Linked DNA regions of Homo sapiens: region 1 is linked to region 2. A link is an interaction called in ENCODE POLR2A ChIA-PET data of the cell type or tissue named here. Cell type or tissue: PC-9. All regions are shown on one strand. Links, peaks and the distances in the headings refer to the core of each region. The heading gives the core; the rest is flanking DNA.

Region 1 (8,607 bases), core at 2,313-4,812, 71 kb before region 2:
CTTTGAAACGGAGTCTTGCTCGTCACCGAGGCTGGAGTGCAGTTGGTGCGATCTCAGCTCACTGCAGCCTTCACCTCCTGGGTTCAGGTGATTCTCCTGCCTCCGCCACCTGAGTAGCTGGGATTATAGGTGTCCGCCACCACACCTGGCTGATTTTTGTATTTTTAGTGGAGACAGGGTTTCACCATGTTGGTCTTGAACTACTGACCTCAGGTGATGCACCTGCCTCGGCCTCCCAAAATGCTGAGATTGCAAGCGTGAGCCACTGCACCCAGCCATTTCTGTGGGTTGTCTTTGTATTCTATTGATAGTGTCCTCTGATGCACAGAAGGTTTCCATTTTGATGGAGTCCAGTTCACCTTTCTGCAGTGTCACACCCTCCTTGTTTGATGCTCCTCTTTTCCCTTGACTTCCTTGCCCGGGTTCCTGGTGTTTCTCCTTCCTCGCTGGCTGCCTGTCCTCAGGTCTTCTTTGCTGGATCCTTTAACCGCCTGGGATTCCGTAAAGTGCCATTTTCCTAAGGGCTGGTACCAACCCTCGCCATCTGCAGGTGCAGACCTGAAGGAGCGGGAACAGATGAGTGAAGCAGAGGTGGGGGTGTTTGTCCAGCGACTCCGGGGCCTGATGAATGACATCGGTGAGGATCTGGGTGTGGGGTGGAGGAGGGGGTTTGGGGGTCCCTGCCGATGACAGTCCCGCTACCCCCACCAGCATCTAAGGAGAGTCTTCTTTCTGTTTGGAGTTCTGTGATAAGACAGATGACTCACCCAGGGGGATGGAGGAGGATGACCGAGGGCAGTTCTCTCAGAGAGGGAGTTCTGGCTCTTCAGCTTTTGTGTCCCGCCCCACCCTCAGGGTTCAAGCCTGGCCATTCCAAAGCAGTTAAGTTTCCCCAAGCATGCTTTCAAGTTTTGACAATTGCTGTTACCTTTGCCTGAGATACCCCTTCTTGGTTACTTGAACTTTTACTTGTCCTTCAAGCCCTCCAGTACCTCCTCCTCCAGGAAGCCTTCCCAACCCACCCTCTGAGCTTTTTATTGGAGCACTGATGATCCTGGGTCAATAATGCCTGATACACATTTGTCTTCCCCATGAGACTGAGCCCCATGGGAACAAAGGCTATGTCTGATTCATTCTGTGTTCCCAGTTCCCAGCACCCAGCACAGGGCTTGGCACAAAGAAAGGGAGGCCCCAGGGAGGCCAGCGGATTAGGCCTGAACAGGGATCATCCAGCCCATCCTCCCATTCCTCTTCCCTGGCTGATTCTGTAACTTTCCCTAAAGGGAAAATTGGCTTCTGAGATAACCTGGCTGCGGGAAGCAGAGGTTGTCGTGAGCAGAGATTGTGCCATTGCACTCCAGCCTGGGCAACAACAGCGAGACTCCATCTCAAAAAAAAAAAAAAAGAAAAAAGGAAAAAAAAGAGGCCGGGCGCAGTGGCTCATTCCTGTAATCCCAGCAGTTTGGGAGGCTGAGGCGGGCGGATCACGAGGTCAGGAGTTCAAGACCAGTCTGGCCAACATGGTGAAACCCCCGTCTCTACTTAAAAAAAAAAAAAAAAAAATACAAAAAAATTAGCTGGGCGTGGTGGCGCACATCTGTAATCCCAGCTACTCAGGAGGTTGAGGCAAGAGAATCACTTGAACCTGGGAGGCAGAGGTTGCAGTGAGCCAAGATCATGCCACTGCACTCCAGCCTGGGTGACAGAACAAGACTCCGTCTCAAAAAAAAAAAAAAAAAAGAATTAAGATAACCTGGCTGAGGTTCCATGTAATGTCCCCAGACCTGGGTCCACTGAGGCCTCTGTCCCAACCAGCTTGCCCCTCCCCAGCCTTGAGTCTCTGTCCTGGTCCCACCAGGGCTTTGCAGGCTGAGCCTTTCTTCCTCTCCACAGCAGCCTTCCCTGCACCCACCATTGCGGCTATGGATGGGTTTGCCTTGGGCGGAGGCCTAGAGCTTGCCCTGGCCTGTGACCTCCGAGTGGCAGGTACTGGGCCAGGACTGGGGGCAGGGGGTGGGGCTAGGGAGTCAGGGGTGAGTGAAACAGGGTGAGTCTGGACATTCTGCAGTCAGCCACTGTTCTTGGCTTCCAACCAAAAGCAAAACTAAGGCAAGGCAGAGCACAGAGGGTGCTCAGGCAGAAGCTGCTTCCCCTCCTGGTGCAGCCATTAGCTGCTGTAGTATCTGTGACCTGTCAGAACCTGCTTCCTTCATTTTGGGAATATTTGACCAACCTCAGAGCAATTGCTGTTACGAGCCAAGGAGGTCAAAGAGCAATGTCCAGTCTTCCCATTCTGTCCAAGTCAGATTTATCGACCATGTTTCGGAAAAAGGTGAGCCTCAGGGATAGTTTGTCAATGGCTGAGCTAATCACAAAGGTGCCTGGGCAGGAATACTGGCACCAGCCAAATTTGCATTACTTGTTCTGAGCAATTGAGCTTTGTTTGAAGAATGGGAGGGGATAAAGAAGATAACTGATCATTTTCTCAGGTGACTGACCTGGTGATTAGGAGCAGCCTTCTTGGATGCAGTTAGGCAAAGTCTGAATGTCTTCCCTTCTCCCCCCACCGCTCTCTCCTGCCACCCCAGGAGCAACATATAAAAATGTGTAGCTCCAGGCATGAAAGTAGCTTCTGTCTACACAATGCAGGTCAAAGAGAAGGAACTGACCAGGTGTCCAGGCACCAAAATACCAGGCTGGTCTAGCCCCAACTCTCCTTCTCACATGCCCACGTTCACGCAACTAACTCACAGGGTTTTGGGGAAGACTAAGACGGAGTGAATGTAAAACCCACTCCCTTCTGCCCACGTTCACATGGTCCATGCTGAGGGAATTCAGAAAAGGAGACAGACCCGGGGGGGTGCGTCAGTCAAGGCAAGTTTCTCGAAGGAAGGAAGCAGAACTCAGGAGGACATGGACTGGAACAGTCAGGGCAATTTCAGGCTGTGACAAAGCTGGAACGGACGACTGTAGCAGGAGCAGGAGTCACTGACATTCTAGGCCAGGCCAGGGCTAAGCCAGAGAACCTATTAATAGTAATCCACAAATAGATATGGGGCACCTCCTAGGAACTCTCCTTGTTCCAAGCGTCGTACCTCGTGTGATCCTTAGCGGCTCTCTGAAGCAGACAGAAGAGGGCCAGCCATCTTTCTTCCACCTTTGAGGCTTGGGAAGGGTGAGACTTGCTGGTGACTTACAACTCCATCAAAGGGGCATGGTGAAATAAGGGCCTGGGCTCCTGACTTCTGGGCTAGGGCTCTTCCAAAGGCAGAGTCTGGAGAGGCCTGGCTGTGGCCAGACCATGGGGCAAGTGGCTAGAGGGGCGAGTAGACAGCAGAGGCAGCTGTGGCCCCCGGGATTAGCACTGGGGGACCGGATGGGGGAGGGAGGCCTCACTTTGTTCTATCTGAGCAGCTTCCTCGGCAGTCATGGGACTGATTGAGACCACGCGAGGGCTCCTCCCGGGGGCAGGTAATCGCAACTACAGCACCCGCCCAATTCCACCCCATCCAGGGTCCTTCGCTGCTTTCCTTTTTTGCCCTCTGTTCTGGGCTCTGCCCTCCCACCTGAACCCTGCTCCTCTGAGAAGTCTTGGCTGAGTCCCAGGCTGAGCCTTCTCTGGGTTCCCACTTCCCATGCTGATTCCCACCCTGCTCCCTCCATCCTGGTAGGAGGGACTCAGAGGCTGCCCCGTTGTCTGGGGGTGGCCCTGGCGAAGGAGCTCATCTTCACGGGCCGACGACTGAGTGGAACTGAGGCCCACGTACTGGGGCTGGTGAATCACGCTGTGGCCCAGAACGAGGAGGGGGACGCCGCCTACCAGCGGGCACGAGCACTGGCCCAGGAGATCCTGCCCCAGGTGTGGTGACAGCTCGGCACCAGAAGGAGGGCTGGAGTCATGGGGGAGGCATGTGTGGGGCAGGGTGTCCCCTTGGGCTGCACATCCATTCTCCCAGAGACATATGATTAACCCTCTTTGGAGTTTGTTTAACCATCCAGTAAACACAATCAAGTCAAATTTTAATTCTGAATTAAAATGTAAATTGAATTCCAAAGGGCTGGAACCAAATGGGCTTGAAAGCCCTCTGAATGTAACACTGTCCAGTAGACCATTCTGAGATGAGATAAATGTTCTATACTTGTGCTTATCCAGTATGGGAGCCACTAGCCAAATGATTTAAATTGCAGAAAATGAATGCAGTTCCTCATTCACACTAGCCACATTTCAAATGCTAATAGCCACATGTGGCTTGTGGCTACTATACTATATAGCACAGCCTTAAAATCCCCCAAAGACTGAAAAAGCAAGATTCTAAAATAGATACAGAACTTCCAACCCATATTTCCTACCATACTGCCTGGTGGGATATTCTTGAAATACAACATGTGGGCTGGGCAGGGTGGCTCATGCCTGTAATCCCAGCACTTTGGGAGGCTGAGGCGGGTGTATCACGAGGTTAGGAGTTCAAGACCACCCTGGCCAATATGGTGAAACCCCGTCTCTACTAAAAATACAAAAATTAGCTGGGTGTGGAGGCACGCACCTGTAATCCCAGCTACTCAGGAGGCTGAGGCAGGAGAATCGCTTGAACCTGGGAGGCGGAGGTTGCAGTGAGCCAAGATCGCGCCATTGCACTCCACTGGGCGACAGGACGAGACTTCATCTCAAAAAAAAAAAAAAAAGAAAGAAAGAAAGAAATACAACATACAGGACATGTATTAAGCATTTTTTTCTTTGAAGAGATAGGGTCTCGCTGTGTCATCCAGGCTGGAGTGCAGTGGTGCAATCATGGCTCACTGCAGTTTTAAACTCCTGGGCTCAAGTGATCCTCCCGCCTCAGCCTCCCAAAGTGTTAGAATTACAAGCATGAACCACCGTGACGGGCCAGGCTCATGTTTTAGCCAGATGTGGTAGTTCGAGCCTGTAATCCCAGTTATTTGGGAAAAAGCATTGCTTGAACCCATGAATTCAAAGCTGCAGTAAGCTGGTCACGCCACTGCACTTCCAGCCTGGGCAACAAAGCAAAATCCCGTTGCTAAAAACAAACAAACAAAAACAAAAAGCCAAAAAAAACAACCAAAAAACCCCTCATTAAAAAAATCCTCAAATAGCATGGGAAAGGGTGAGGGATAAAAGACTACACGTTGGGTACGGTGCACCAAAATCTTAGAAATCACCACTAAAGAACGTATCCATGTAACCAAAAGCCACCTGTTCCCTAAAATCTATTGAAAGAAAAAAATTAAAAATCCTCAAACAATAACCTCTCAGCATGGTACCCCAAAGGGTACCATGCTCAGTAGGGAGCAGGTCAGGCCCTGCCCAGGTACAACCCTACCAGCTGCAGGGCCCAAAGCCCTCAGCAGGGATATCTGGGATCTGGCTGTCTGGGGTATCCAAGGCCCTGCGAGGGTCTGCTGGCTTCTCCCAACTCTCAGGGGGCCCAGGATACAGGGGGTTGGGTACAGGAGATCCCAAATTTCCATAAAGATTAAAAGTGGCTTAAATGGAGCTAAGTTAGACTAATTTATAATAAATTTGTCTTAGCCTATAATGCTAGGTACCTTAATGTAGTATCTCAGCTCTTAGAATAATCCAGTTGAACTGATTATCCCCATTTTATCTGTGAGAAAACCCATAAAAGTTCAGTGACTTGTTCATCAAGGTCACAAAGAGTGATTGTAGTATTAGAAAAAAAAACAACACCGGTATTTTGGCATTTATTTTGCACAATACAGAATGCAATATAAAAAAGGTATTTTAAGAGAGCAAAATATGTACAAAATTTTAAAAACAAACTAAATATTTAATGTATTTCAAATACAAAAATTTACAAATGTCACAAAACAAAGTTAACCATACATCATTTTAATATTGACATATATTGAATTAATCATATAAAAGTAACCATTTTGGCTTAGCATGGTGGCTCACGCCTGTAATCCCAGCACTTTGGGAGGCTGAGGTGGGAAGACTGCTTGAGACCAGGGGTTCTAGACCAGGCTGGGCAACATAGTGAGACCTCATTTGTATTAAAACAGAAAAGAAGCCGGGTGCAGTGGCTCATTGCTGTAATCCCAGCACTTTGGGAGGTCAAGACAGGAGGATCACTTGATGCCAGGAGTTTGAGACCAGCCTGGCCAACATGGCAAAACCCTGTCTTTACTAAAATTACAAAATTTAGCTGGGCATGGTGGCTCATGCCTTTTATTACAGCTACTCAGGAGGCTGAGGCACGAGAATCACTTGAGTCTGGGAGGTGGAGGTTGCAGTGAGCCGAGATCGCACCACTGCACTCCAGCCCAAGTGACAGAGCAAGATTCTGTTAATAAAATAAAATAGTATAATTTTGAACAAAAATCCTTTCTTTCCTGTCTCTCAAATGTAAATAATCCTAATACTTCTTAAAACAGATCTTCTTTAATTTGGAGGTGAGGGACTATAGCTTTTTGAAAGCATTTGTCTTTTTTTTTTTTAAGCTTCATCATATATAAATGAAGAGTCTGATGCTATTGCCTAGACAATATTAATGCTGTCAAGTTTCTATTATACTTGGTTAGAAAGTCTCCGAACTAATACAGAACTCTGGGTCACTCAATGGAGTGGCTGATTGCAGCTTTCATATCTAGACCTGTAGACTATAGGGTTTGTCTTTTTGCCTTAACTAAATAACAATCACAAAATAATTCAGATTTCCAAATATACTAAAATATTGGTACTATATAATTACTGATATTTTCAGTACTTAAAAGTAGCTTTGTATACCAAAACACCAGTCTACCAAAAACAAGTACTGGCATGAGTAATCCCAGAGTTGAGACCTTCTGGGTCAACCTGAAAAACAAAACTTCAACTTCCACCTATGTTACTGGGTGCTCAGAATAAAGGTTTCCGGATAGGAGAGGGCCAGGGATGGTGTAGATGGCCACCATCTAGTGGACAAACCACTCTGATAGGGTAGCAAATGGTTCCAGAGTTTTCTCAGCCCAGAAAAAAACTGTCAATATCCACAGTTTGCATCAGATTTCCTTCTTAAATAGTAAATACACATTACACTTTGAGAAATGGATTCAGCTGTGTTTTTTTTCTTTTCTTTTTAGAGACAGGATCTTGCTCTGTTGCCCAGGCTGGAGTGCAGTGGCACGATCATAGCTCACCACAGCCTTGAAGCCCTGGGCCTGAGCAGTCCTTCCACCTCAGCCTCTGAATAGCTGGGACTACAGGTGCAAGCTACTGACTTGGCTAGAATTTGGCTGTTTTCACTCACAAACATACGTACATACCGTTTTTAACTTTAATAAAAGGTTACTTTATTTATTTATTTATTTATTTATTTATTTATTTTTGAGACAGGGTCTGGCTCTTTTGCCCAGGCTGGAGTGCAGTGGCATGATCACAGCTCACTGGAGCATTGACCTCTCAGGCCCAAGTGATCCTTCCACCTAAGACTACTGAGTAGCTGAGACTACAGGTGCAAGTCACCACGCCCAGCTAATTTTTTATTTTTTGTAGAGATGGGATCTCATGATGATGCCCAGGCTGGTCTCAAACTCTTTGGGCAAGCAATCCTCCTGCCTCAGCCTCTCAAAGCCCTGTGATTACAGGCGTGAGCCACTGCACCTGGCCAAGATTACTTCCTTTATTGGGTAGTTACCTAAATAATAACACATATGGCAAGCAAATCTAAAAGAACAGAGGAGTAAGAAGGGCATAAGGTAAAAATCAAAGGCAAGATGACCAGCTAGTCCTGGTTTACCTGTGACTACCCCAGTTTTAAAAGTGGAAGTCCCATATCCCAGTAACCCTTCAGTCACAAGCAAACCCAAACAGCCCTTCATTTCCCAATCCCTCTCTCTCCCCAGATCATCACTATTGTTTCCATACTCTTCCAGAAATTTCCATTGCATATGGAAGGACGTGTATTATGCACATATGCTTACATATTTAAATAAATTCCTTTTAATGGCTTAGAGGACAAGAAATATCTTTCGAGGCTAATCTGTTTCTAACAAATTTTAAAAACAAAATTTAAATATGCATAGTAAGGAATTCAAACATGGAAGAATATAAAACAAAACCTTCATTTTATATAACAAAACATTTATAAACCTTCGTTTATAAAACAAAACAAAGGTTTGGTTTTGTTTTATAAAGGCACACCAGCATTTTGCCAGTTTTTGCCAAATTGCTCTCCTGTGGCATACTCTTTTACTTTTCTATCAATAATGTATGTAAATACTGGTTTCCCCAGTCTCGGCAGTAGTAGGCATATTGATATTTTAGTATTTGCTGGTCTGAGGTGAAAGGGCACAGTACCTCACTGTTTTGATTTGCCTTTCAAGCGTGTAGCAGCTGCTGGACATCCTTCACGTTCGTACTTCTTTTCCGGTGGACCTTTTACATACTCTTTTGTAAATGGTTTAAAAGTTACTTTATACTAACTTTTTTGTAAATCAAGGAAATTCATCTGTCATAAGCATTGCAATTCTTTTTCCCAGTTTTTTTTTTTTTTGAGACTTTTCCTGAGAAAGTTTTATAAACACTTCAAATAATATGATATAGGAAGTAATTCCTCCTTGCCTGGAAGTGGGGCTGAGACTGGAGTG
Region 2 (2,500 bases), core at 1-2,500:
GATCCTTAATTTCTGGAAAACTGAGTTCTTTTTGGGTTATACATTAGGCCTGGGAGGCAGCGAAGTCTTACAGAAATGGCAAAATCTTACTAAAGGTGACTTACAGTGGAATGTGCCGAATGAACAACAATGCACTGAAGTACATTTAAACATGAGGGCTCTTCGTAAAGCCCCTTTTGGCTAAGAACAGGTTTGGTACTACAGCATGTCAACTGCTATTCTCTTTGGAATAATCTGCCTTGCACTCTTTGCTGAAGGCTGTGAGTGGCCATTAGGCATGTACAGGATCATGGGACGGGGGAGCGTTTTCCCCCCTAAAAGGGGAAACTTGAGAGCTGATGAGACTGCTGGAAAAGATCCCTTTGCTACCGAGAAGCAGCTGACTGAACTTTTCAGAGTCGTTGCAATGGGTGGGTCTTTCTCTGGCTTCCCTGATCATTTCACCTTCCCAACCCTGCCGCAGGCAATGCTTTTTTCTCTCTCTCCCTTTCTTTTCTTTTTTTATTTTGGGTTGGAGTCTTGCTCTATCACCCAGGCTGGATGGAGTGCAGTGGCAAGATCTTGGCTCACTGCAACCTCTGCCTCCCGGGTTCAAGCAATTTTCCTGCCTCAGCCAACTGAGTAGCTGGGACTACAGGCGTGCGCCACCACGCCCAGCTAATTTTTTGTATTTTTAGTAGAAACAGGGTTTCACCCTGTTGGCCAAGCTGGTCTTGAACTCCTGACCTGAAACAATCCGCCCGCCTTGGCCTCCCAAAGTGCTGGGATTACAGGCATGAGCCACCTTGCCTGGCCCGGCTCCCTTGCTTATCTTTTCTGTTACTCAGGGCGACCATCTTGCCCAGAGACCACAGGTTGAAATTCCTGGTCGGAGGTTGGATTAACGATGATGGGGCACAACCAGAGGCAAGTTTGAGCTCTGTCAGTTTGATATTGGGTGCTAAGCAGAGTGACTAATGTCTGTTTTGTCACACGTATCTTGCTCTGGCCAGAACGAAGAAAGATAATTTTCTTTTATGATGCGGCTTGGCCCCCAGAGTGATGATGCAGCAAGCTGAGTCACTAGGGCCACTCAGGGAAAGGGAACCCAGAAGCCTGGCATGCTGGCAAAAGGGTAGGAATTTTTTTTTTTTTGAGACGGAGTCCCGCCCTGTCGCCCAGGCTGGAGTGCAGTGGCATTATCTTGGCTCACTGCAAGCTCCACCTCCCGGGTTCACGCCATTCTCCCACCTCAGCCTCCCCAGTAGCTGGGACTACAGGCGCCCGCCACCACGCCCGGCTAATTTTTTTTTTTTTTTTTTTTTAGTATTTTTAGTAGTGACGGGGTTTCACTGTGTTAGCCAGGATGGTCTCTATCTCCTGACCTCGTGATCCACCCAACTCGGCCTCCCAAAGTGCTGGGATTACAGGAGTGAGCCACCACGCTTGGCCAGGAATTTCTTACCAGTCAAATTTCTGGCTTCTCTCTCTCTGTGCAAATGGTTGAATGAATGGTAAAAACCACTGTTTGTCTCCATCTTGTTTTACGTCCTTAGGAGCTTGACCTTGTAACCATGTGGCAATACTTTCTCTTGGTCTTTGCCTTCCAGGGAACAATAATTTTAGGGTTTCTGTCATAGTTAGCTCTAAAAATTATCTTTTAACTAAAAGCCTTTGCAAGCTCAAAATTAACTATTCTAAACTCCTTCTGGGAAGGGAAAGAAAAGACTGCCGTGTGCTGTAGCTCAGTAGTCAAGGCTTTGCCCTTTCACACTAGCTCAATTCCCTGCTTAGGAAGTAAGTCCTTTCCGGTTTAATAACTGCATGACCGTCTCTAGTCTCTTCTCCACTGACTATCTTAAATCTTCCTTTCTCTGAGAACCTTCCTGAGTCCTTAACTTTACCTTTGGTAAAGTTCAAAAGCCAGGAATATCAGCCTTTTGGCCTGGCTAAAATTGGGTAATAAGACATTTTAAAAGGATTTTATTAAAGAGTGCTATGGTTAAAAGTCAGCTTAATTAAAAGTGAATATTCAAGTTCTAACAGCCTGGACTCCTTGGGAAAAACAGGAGGCACCAGAGACCCCCTTTCATGGCCCTGTTCTTTCAAGGCCCGGCATTTTTGTTTACCATTTAAGTAAACTACAAAAGAAAAAGGGGGAAGGGAAGGAAAGGAGACAATCAGTCGGCCTCAGGCTATCTTCATTGGGTCGTTTGGAAAGCTGAATCTCCTTGCTATCAGAATAATGTTTCTTCCTTTTAAAAATTTTCAAGTTGGCCTGGCGCTGTGGCTCACACCTGTAATCCCAGCACTTTGGGAGGCCGAGGCAGGCGGATCACCTGAGGTCAGGAGTTCCAGACCAGCCTGGCCAACATAGTGAAACCCCGTCTCTACTAAAAATACAAAAATTAGCCAGGCGTGGTGGCATGCACCTGTAATCCCAGCTACTCAGGAGGCTGAGGCAGAAGAATCTCTTGAAACCAGGAGGCGGAGGTTGCAGTGAGCCAAGATCGTGCCATTG

What was found. ChIA-PET counts read pairs that join two places held together with the same protein. Peaks named below come from ENCODE experiments on the same cell type or tissue, not always from the same donor. Only the 100,000 strongest peaks of a DNase experiment are listed, where the experiment ranks them.
Region 1: POLR2A ChIA-PET joins it to region 2 with 7 read pairs; 6 of 35 experiments call an interaction of 5 or more read pairs at or near these places.

Annotation. Positions count from the first base shown.
Region 1 is chr1:52,899,898-52,908,504 of GRCh38, reverse strand. It overlaps ECHDC2 (enoyl-CoA hydratase domain containing 2), which reads left to right. Exons shown (of 10, transcript NM_001198961.2): 4 at 551-637; 5 at 1,894-1,986; 6 at 3,415-3,471; 7 at 3,672-3,859. Among named protein-coding and RNA genes, the nearest start is that of ECHDC2, 18 kb to the left of the region's middle. RefSeq lists enhancers at 1,459-1,958, 2,645-3,436. In PC-9, for the core only: a CTCF peak has its summit at 3,503; no DNase peak of the experiment used is centred there.
Region 2 is chr1:52,832,252-52,834,751 of GRCh38, reverse strand. No RefSeq gene overlaps it. Among named protein-coding and RNA genes, the nearest start is that of ZYG11A, 9.3 kb to the left of the region's middle. RefSeq lists an enhancer at 1,980-2,500. In PC-9, for the core only: no CTCF peak of the experiment used is centred there; a DNase peak (open chromatin) is centred at 971; H3K27ac peaks cover 621 bases.